Linked DNA regions of Mus musculus: region 1 is linked to region 2. The links are chromatin contacts, found by Hi-C or POLR2A ChIA-PET in ENCODE. All regions are on one chromosome and are shown on one strand. The core of a region is the stretch at or near the end of the contact, and the rest is flanking DNA. Distances in the headings are between cores, read along the strand shown. Region 1 holds the start of Cbwd1 (COBW domain containing 1). Region 2 holds the start of Dock8 (dedicator of cytokinesis 8).

Region 1 (3,622 bases), core at 134-2,633, 38 kb after region 2:
CTTTGTACCTGTTTTTCACCAATTAATTTTTCCAGTCTGGATATGTGGCATTTTGTTTGTCTATCAGTTGATGGGTGTTTAGAGTACATTGAACACCCAATGTATATAACTTATTAAAACCTCATTTTGAGGGGCTGGAGAGAGAGCTCAGCATTTAAGAGCACTGACTGCTCTTCTAGAGGTCCTGAGTTCAATTCCCAGCAACCATATGGTCGTTCACAGCCATCTGTAATGGGATCTGATGCCCACAGAGCAATGCTTGCTAGCCCCTCTTAAAGCCTGAAATTAAACATGGTCAAAACACATAAAAAGATGCTCAGTTTTGTTCAAATCCAAAGAAATACAACTGATGATCACATTGAGGTACTATTTTGTATTTAATTGGGAAAAAAATTCATGTCTGCTAATATTGACATTACACCAATATGATCTCTTACATTGTTGGGAAAATGTATGACTGTCTCAAAATGAAACAAAACAGCAACACCTGAAAACAATTGACAGGAAATTCAGTAGTGAAGCTGGAAATCCAGCAAACCCCAAGAGAGTATACATTGAATGGTACTCTTTTTTATGAAATTGAAAAACAAACAATGGTCAATGTTATTTATGTGCGTGTGTATAAGGACAAACCATAACAAACACATAAAGGAATGTTCAGTATTCCCAAGAAGATTCATGATTATAGTTAGTATTCTAGGCTGGGGTAGAAGAGATGCAATTTAATGTTTTTGGGTTAGGGTACTATCAAGGAATCCACTATAAACACACACAAAGGAGTCCAGAGACTAATGAGAATATTATGAACCAATAAATACAATTATTGATCTGAGTTTACCTTATGTCCAAGTAAAGGAGAAAGAAAAATAAATAAAACTATTACATTGTAAAAGATGAGATAGCTATAATACATAATTATCATTGTAGAATAATTATAATATATAGCATGACTTCACAATTACTCTTTTCCTTGTGAATGAAAGAGATGGACTTCATGAGAATAAAAAAAAAATGGCAACTTGAAAAATGTCTGTCCTGTGGTGAAGCTGCCCAAGCCTAATAGGTGTTGCCTCAGCCCAAGCAACAGACAGTGGCTAACAGCTGGAGCCCACTACAGCTTCGAGGCAAGGGAGCTCCTAGCGTCCTAACAGCAAAGTGCAGTTTGGCCCACGGGCAGAGGGCACGCCCCTAGAGCGTGCTTCACACCCGGGGGGTGTGTCCCTCTCTATAAGGGGCGTGTCCACTGTGCGTGGGGGTGTATCTATCTCTGCGTAGGGGCGTGCCTCCCCCGGGAAGGCGTGTCTAGTTTGAATAGTGGCGTAGCTGGAGGGCGGGCTGGTTCCTCAGAGGCCTGCTCCGCGACGCGTTGTGGTGACATCATCAGCCCCGCGCCGACTGAATCCTGTCGCGGAAACGCGACTGGCGGCAGCTCTTTAGTTCTGGAGTCACTGGTGTCCTGCTGGCGGCATGTTACCTGCTGTGAAAACTGTGGAGGCGGAAGAAGAGTACGCGGAGGATTGTCCTGAATTGGTCCCCATTGAGACCAAGAACCAAGAAGAGGAAAATCTTGACTTCATCACTAAGATTCCAGTCACAATTGTCACCGGGTACTTAGGTAATTAAGGGGGGCTGCCGTGTCTCCTCAGGCACCCGGGCCTCCTGGCCGAGGACGAATCTTCGAGGTAGGGGCTGGGGCCTCTCTTCTAGCATTTTCAAAGGTAGTTTTGAAACTCAGACTCACCTAATGTTATGGTCTCTTGATTAAGTTGTCTTTCATTTGTGAAGCTCATCTCCCCTCAGTTTAGAGTAGAAATAATAAAGTCATCTGAGTTTTCTCATTAAAAAACAGAAAAACAAAAAACCAAAGCAAAACAAAGCCAAATGGTCTATTGTTATTAAAGGATGCCCTGGTCAAGGAAAAAAAAAAAAAAAGAAAGAAAAAGAAAACAAAGATGCCGACTGTAGATTGCCTGACACCTTGCTTAGTGGATTCCATTTCACAGGAACCAAACTCTTCCAGCCATTAGTGACAAGTCCTAAACTGTGCCCTCCCCTTTTGAGGTCCGCTTGGAAAGCACTGTTAAGAGATTGATTTAGAGTAAGACCTTTGTTTTGGGAACTTTCCTAAGCTGGGGGTCTTGAGGGTGCACCTCGGGGGTGTGGTCCTTGGAAAACACAGATTTGTGAAACACGGTGCAGTTTTCTGAAGATCAGTCCACGTGCTTATTTTTTGTTGGAAATGTCTAGATATCCTTTTAAAGCATTACAGTTAACAGCAACAACAAGTAAGTGGCTGAAAATGTGGACAAATAAAAATTGTGGAAAAAATATGAATCAAGTGGTACTCTCATTCCTGTGTGTTGCAACAGACAAGTTGAATCTCGGTGCACCCTTTAGATACAACAAAGAAATCACTGTTGTCTCCACACCACCAGGTTTTGTTTGTTTGTTTGTTTGTTTGTTTGTTTTTCCCCTTCTAGAGTCAGACCAAGGATATTCTAGATTTTACTTGGGCTTCATTTTTATAAAGGAATAACGTTTTGGATTCAGATGCTATTCTATAGAATCAGAGCAAATTTCCTGGTCCAAAGAACATACTTCAGAGTTGGCCCTTGGCCTTTCTGCATTTGGCTTACTGATAGATGAAAGGGACAATACAGGTAATGGCCTGAAGCTCTGAGATCAGGACTAACTCCACCAACCTCCTTGTTCCTGACTGAACCTAGGGGACAGCTGGCCTCCTGTGTCTTTTTTTAAATTTTGATATACCGGGAACACTGTTCCACTAGCCTCCACATTTTCGTTGTTTTTCAACCTATTTCTCTGGCTTCCATCCTTCAGATTCACTTCTGTATAGTTTTTAGTTTAATGTCTTACAGGCATTTCCATACTTAACATGTCCAACACTCTGGACACTAATAATTTCTCAAATCCTGCTCCTGAGATTCCCAACCATCTGCAACACTAACAATATTTCCTCCTAACTCTGGTAGTCCTGAGTCTCCCTGCTCCTTAATATATCTTGGTGCTAGCCCTACCTTTCACCAAAGTGTTGCTTGATTGTCACATCCTTTAGTGGGTTCTACTTGGGTGAAAACTTAAGTTCCTTAGCAGGAATTCAAGGACTTCTATGATCTGGTTCCTTCCTAACCCTCTAGCCTGTCAGATGGCCCAACATATTGAATTTACTTCTTAAGTGGTTTCAGCCTTCCTAATGCTGTAACTCTTTAATATAGTCCCTCATGTTCTGGTTAACACCCCCCCCCCACACACACACACACCATAAATTATTTTTGTTGCTACTTCATAACTAATTTTGCTAATGTTACAAATTATAATATAAATATCTGATTTGTAGGATAGTCTTAAGTGACTCCTGAAAATCATTTGACCCCACCAAAGGGGTCAGGACACAAAGGTTGAGAACCGCTATCTTATAGGTACTGCTTGGAATACTTCTTCCTGTAACTACTCCACCTAGCTCGCCCTTTTAAGTTTTCCATAGCATTTTGTATGTCTCCTATTAAATGATCAACCTGCAACAAAATAACTTTCTAATTTGTTTCTAGCTCCTCCACCATCTTCCCCTACTTAACATTTTTAAGGTCCATGGAGGCAGAAA
Region 2 (3,776 bases), core at 1,276-3,775:
GTGTCAAGTGGACAATGAAAGCTGACCACATCTGTCCAGGACGACTGAGCACAACATCTGCAACAACATCTGCAAGTCAGTATTCAGCCTGCAAGTGGCGGGTTTGAATGTTATAGCCACACCAAATACATTCTCAGAAATCCACTCTTCTGAAAGTTATACCAGCCAAGACCTCAGTGTAACTCTTGCTCCCAATACACAAAGTGGCTTACAGGGGGGAGAACAAAACTCTTTTTAAAAAGAAAAATACAATGTAGACTCTTTCCAGAAGATTAGAAAGCATACTTTTCTTTCCTAAATGGGTACTTCTTGGAACATTTGGCTCCAGTTTAGGGTTCTCAGCACTGTGTTGCACATGTGAGAGATATAACCCCAAGAAAGCTGCAGGTGGCCACTGGCATCCCCATACCCTGCCCCAAATGGCCTCTGCCTGGAAAAATAGTCCAACTTCAGCTGCCCTTGGTACTTTGTCTTCGTAGGTTCTGAAGTATCATCTCAGATTTGATGATATTAGAGATGGCATTGACCACGACGAAGCTAGCGGTACTGATGTGTCAGCTAGCAGCTATTTAACATTCATTCTGAGCCAGGCATCATAAGCACGCTGTCTCTACTCTACTCAGTCCTCCTAACAGTCAGAAGAGGGAAAAACTAGGGTTCGGATACTAGTTATTCCCACTGACACAAAAGCCGGTACACAGTTGCAACCCTGGCAATCAGAAAGTTGAAGCAGGTCAAGTGCTCGGAGTTCAAGGCCAGTTTGTGAAACAAAGTGAGAGACCTTGGAGAGACAGAAAGAAGGGGAGGAGGGAGGAGACCAAACATGAGAAAAATATAAAATGTGTATGCCCAATGGGATATACTTAGTTTGCAGCAAAACTTTGTAAGGAAATTTGAATGTAGCCTGGCTCTTGGTTTTCCTAACACTGTTTTGCTTGGGTGGTTGCTTCTGTTTTGTTTCCTTGTTGCAAGGTCTCTGTATGCAGCCTAGACTGGCATCCAGCTTGTGATTGTCTTGTCTCAGCCTCCTGAGGGCTGGGATGATGGGTAAGTCCACCACTTCTGGCTAAGGACTTTAATCCTCCACCCTTGGGTTATACCAACCCCGAAGCTCCTTGCAAGAGCGTCTCCAGGCTTGCATTAGGTCCCAGACAGTCACTTCAGATCAGTCTCACCCCTCCTGAATCCCTAACAGCTTCCTGCCCTTGTTCCTTGTTTCCTGGCTTTTTTTCTTTCTCATGACAGGGACAAAGAGAGGAGAAGCGGGGAAGGCAATGATGACAGCCATCAAAACTTCCTATGCCCCTACGGCCCCACTGCAGCCAGGACAGCCTGATGAGGGGAAAGGCTCCGATAGGAAGACTGAATTATGATATAGTTACCCTTTAGCATTTGTATACAGTCCACATTAATAATTAAACTAATTGGACAGATGAAATAGTGAAGGAAGTGAAAGGTCTTGCTCACAACTGCACAGGGAAACTCCACTGGCCCTCTGTGGTCCTTACCGCTCACTATTCAAGGATGGTGATTCCTAGTGACTCCAGCTTCACTCACTAGCAGCCCAAAGATGAATTACTGTGGGCCAGCGTCCCACATGCAAAAACAAACAAACAAGAACAAGAAAAAAACACCAACCCTGGAAGTCCTCCAGAGCGCTGCCCTTCCACATTATCTTTTAGCCAGGCAGTCTAGATTTCCCAGGTCAAGGCAAAAATGCCCCCTTGAATACTTGTCAGCAGTTTTCAGTGGAGGAAACGCCGCCGCTTGAGTCTACCGAGAACTTTATGAGTAGTCAACTCACAGAGATGTGGCGTGTGCAGCTCTGTTTATAAATTGGAAATCCCTGTGTTCTTCACTTTTCTAGAGTGCTAGAAATCTTTAAACGTCAGCTACAGCTCATTCCCTTTCGCTTATTTAAAGGAGGAATTTTTTTAAAATCATTTTTTCCACTTCATGGTTGGCTCCTTTTGGACCAAGGTATAAAAATAGCGCTGCCATCCAAAGCCAAGATGTTTTTTGGAAAGAGGGGGTTGAAAGAGCCCTAACCCTGGACCACGGACCGATCTGCTTCAAAGCAGGGCTGATTTTCAGCCACTTAGCTTCTTTCCGCTGTCTCCCGACTGGAAGGAAGGCGCAATTTGTTAAGCCAAGTTCGGGCGCGCGACCCCGCGCTCCGGGTCGGGCCACCTGTCTCAGAACAGCGAGGGCGGCGGGAGCCACGCCGGGTTGGGGAGGTGGCGCAAGACGCTGGTCCGGACAGCAGCGCGGGTGACAAGAGGACGAGAATGAGTCGCCACGGGGACCGGCGCGCCCCGCCGCGGACTGGCCAGGAACCGCGCCGTCTTACCTGTTGATCTTGAGCGCGAAGGCGCGGCGCTCGGCGCTCGGCAGCGTGGCCATGGCGCGCGCGCGCGGTTCCACGGCTTCGGGGCTCGCGGGGCTGCGGGGGGACGGGACCCGAACGCACAGCCGCTGCAGAGCCCGGCGCGCCCGGCGCCAGCCTCATCTGTCAGCCGCGCCGCGGAAACTTCCGCATTTCCACCTTGGCCGCGCAGCTCCCGGGGGGAGGGCTCTGCTCCCTCCGCCGCCCGCGGCGCCGCCCGGCCTGGCACGCACCGAGCGCTTGGCGAGGGCGTGGACGCCGCGCCGAGCCGCGCTCCGGATACTCAGAGTCGCCGGCCGCAGGCGCGCGTTTCCCCCGCCGCTGACCCGGGACCGACGGGCACGGTGGCTGCGGAGCGCGGACCGCGAGAGCTGGCCGGAAACGCCGGCGGCCGGAGCCGGAGGGCGACTGGGGCAGTGAGCGCTGGATCCAGAAGCAGCCAGCGGGGTCTGGAGGGGCCACCCGGTGGATTGACGCCATTCCTGGGAACATTTCTTTTTAAGGCAGCCTCTTAGGACATCAGTCGACTTTTTCCCAGCCGAAGGCGCACTGTCATTCATGGGACACTTTATTATAATGGCTGCATCCCACGAGTAAATATTAGGAGCTATATGACTTTTCATTTTAGAACCTGAGGGAATACACAGCATTGAGATTGACCGGTATCTCAACAGAGTTCTGTTTTACATGGAGAAACCTGACCAGACCACAAAGGAGAAATCTGGAGAAATAAAAATAAAAATAATCCCCAAAGGATGAGCGTGGAAAAGACTGTGCCTATTTCAAGTAATATATTTGGTCCAAGTTGTGTTGTATGAACTCCGTGTGTTTCCACTTGTCAACTTGCCTTCGGAAACACGAAAGGGCTATATTTTTGGCTCAAAGCTGCAGAGTCTAGATATGGAAGCCACAAGCCACATGTGGCCGTTGGCCACTTGAATTTTTGGTTAGTCTAAAGTGAGATGGGTTGGAAAATAAATACACACTGGGTTTCCAAGACAGTACAGAAAAAAAATAAGGCAAAATGTCTTAATTTTTGTATTGATTGCATGTTAAAAACAATCCTTTGGAAGCTGTTAAGTTAAGAAACATATTATTAAAGATAATTTCACCTGTTTGTTTTTCCCTGTATTAAAATGTGGCTCCCATTAAGAAGATGTAAAAATTACTTCCTTAGCTCACATTTGCTGGCACATTGAGTTCTTACTGAACAACACTGGTCCACTACAACTTAATTTGTAACCTAATACTAAAATACTGGCCGACCATATGCTATTTATTCTTGGCAGCCTTCTTCCTCTGCTTCTGGGTAGGTAGTTGAGCAAACCTTCAGAGCTGGTTAGGTAACTCTCCCCCTCCCTCATACCAATGCCTTTAAACATAAAAGACA

Evidence for each region. Hi-C counts contacts between places; a loop is a spot of excess contacts on that map. ChIA-PET counts read pairs that join two places held with the same protein, here RNA polymerase II (POLR2A).
Region 1: a map of heart shows a loop between it and region 2 (4-fold over the local background). The contact joins the promoter of Cbwd1 here to the promoter of Dock8 in region 2. A Hi-C loop is called at or near these places in 8 of 37 maps with a recorded cell type or tissue (adrenal gland, gastrocnemius, heart and 1 more). POLR2A ChIA-PET finds 5 or more read pairs at or near these places in 2 of 5 experiments (Patski and embryonic stem cell).

What each region holds. Positions count from the first base shown.
Region 1 is chr19:24,959,377-24,962,998 of GRCm38, reverse strand. Cbwd1 (COBW domain containing 1) reads left to right here and starts at 1,383. Exons shown (of 15, transcript NM_146097.3): 1 at 1,383-1,615. The coding sequence starts at 1,468.
Region 2 is chr19:24,998,278-25,002,053 of GRCm38, reverse strand. Dock8 (dedicator of cytokinesis 8) reads right to left here and starts at 2,525. Exons shown (of 48, transcript NM_028785.3): 1 at 2,351-2,525. The coding sequence starts at 2,403.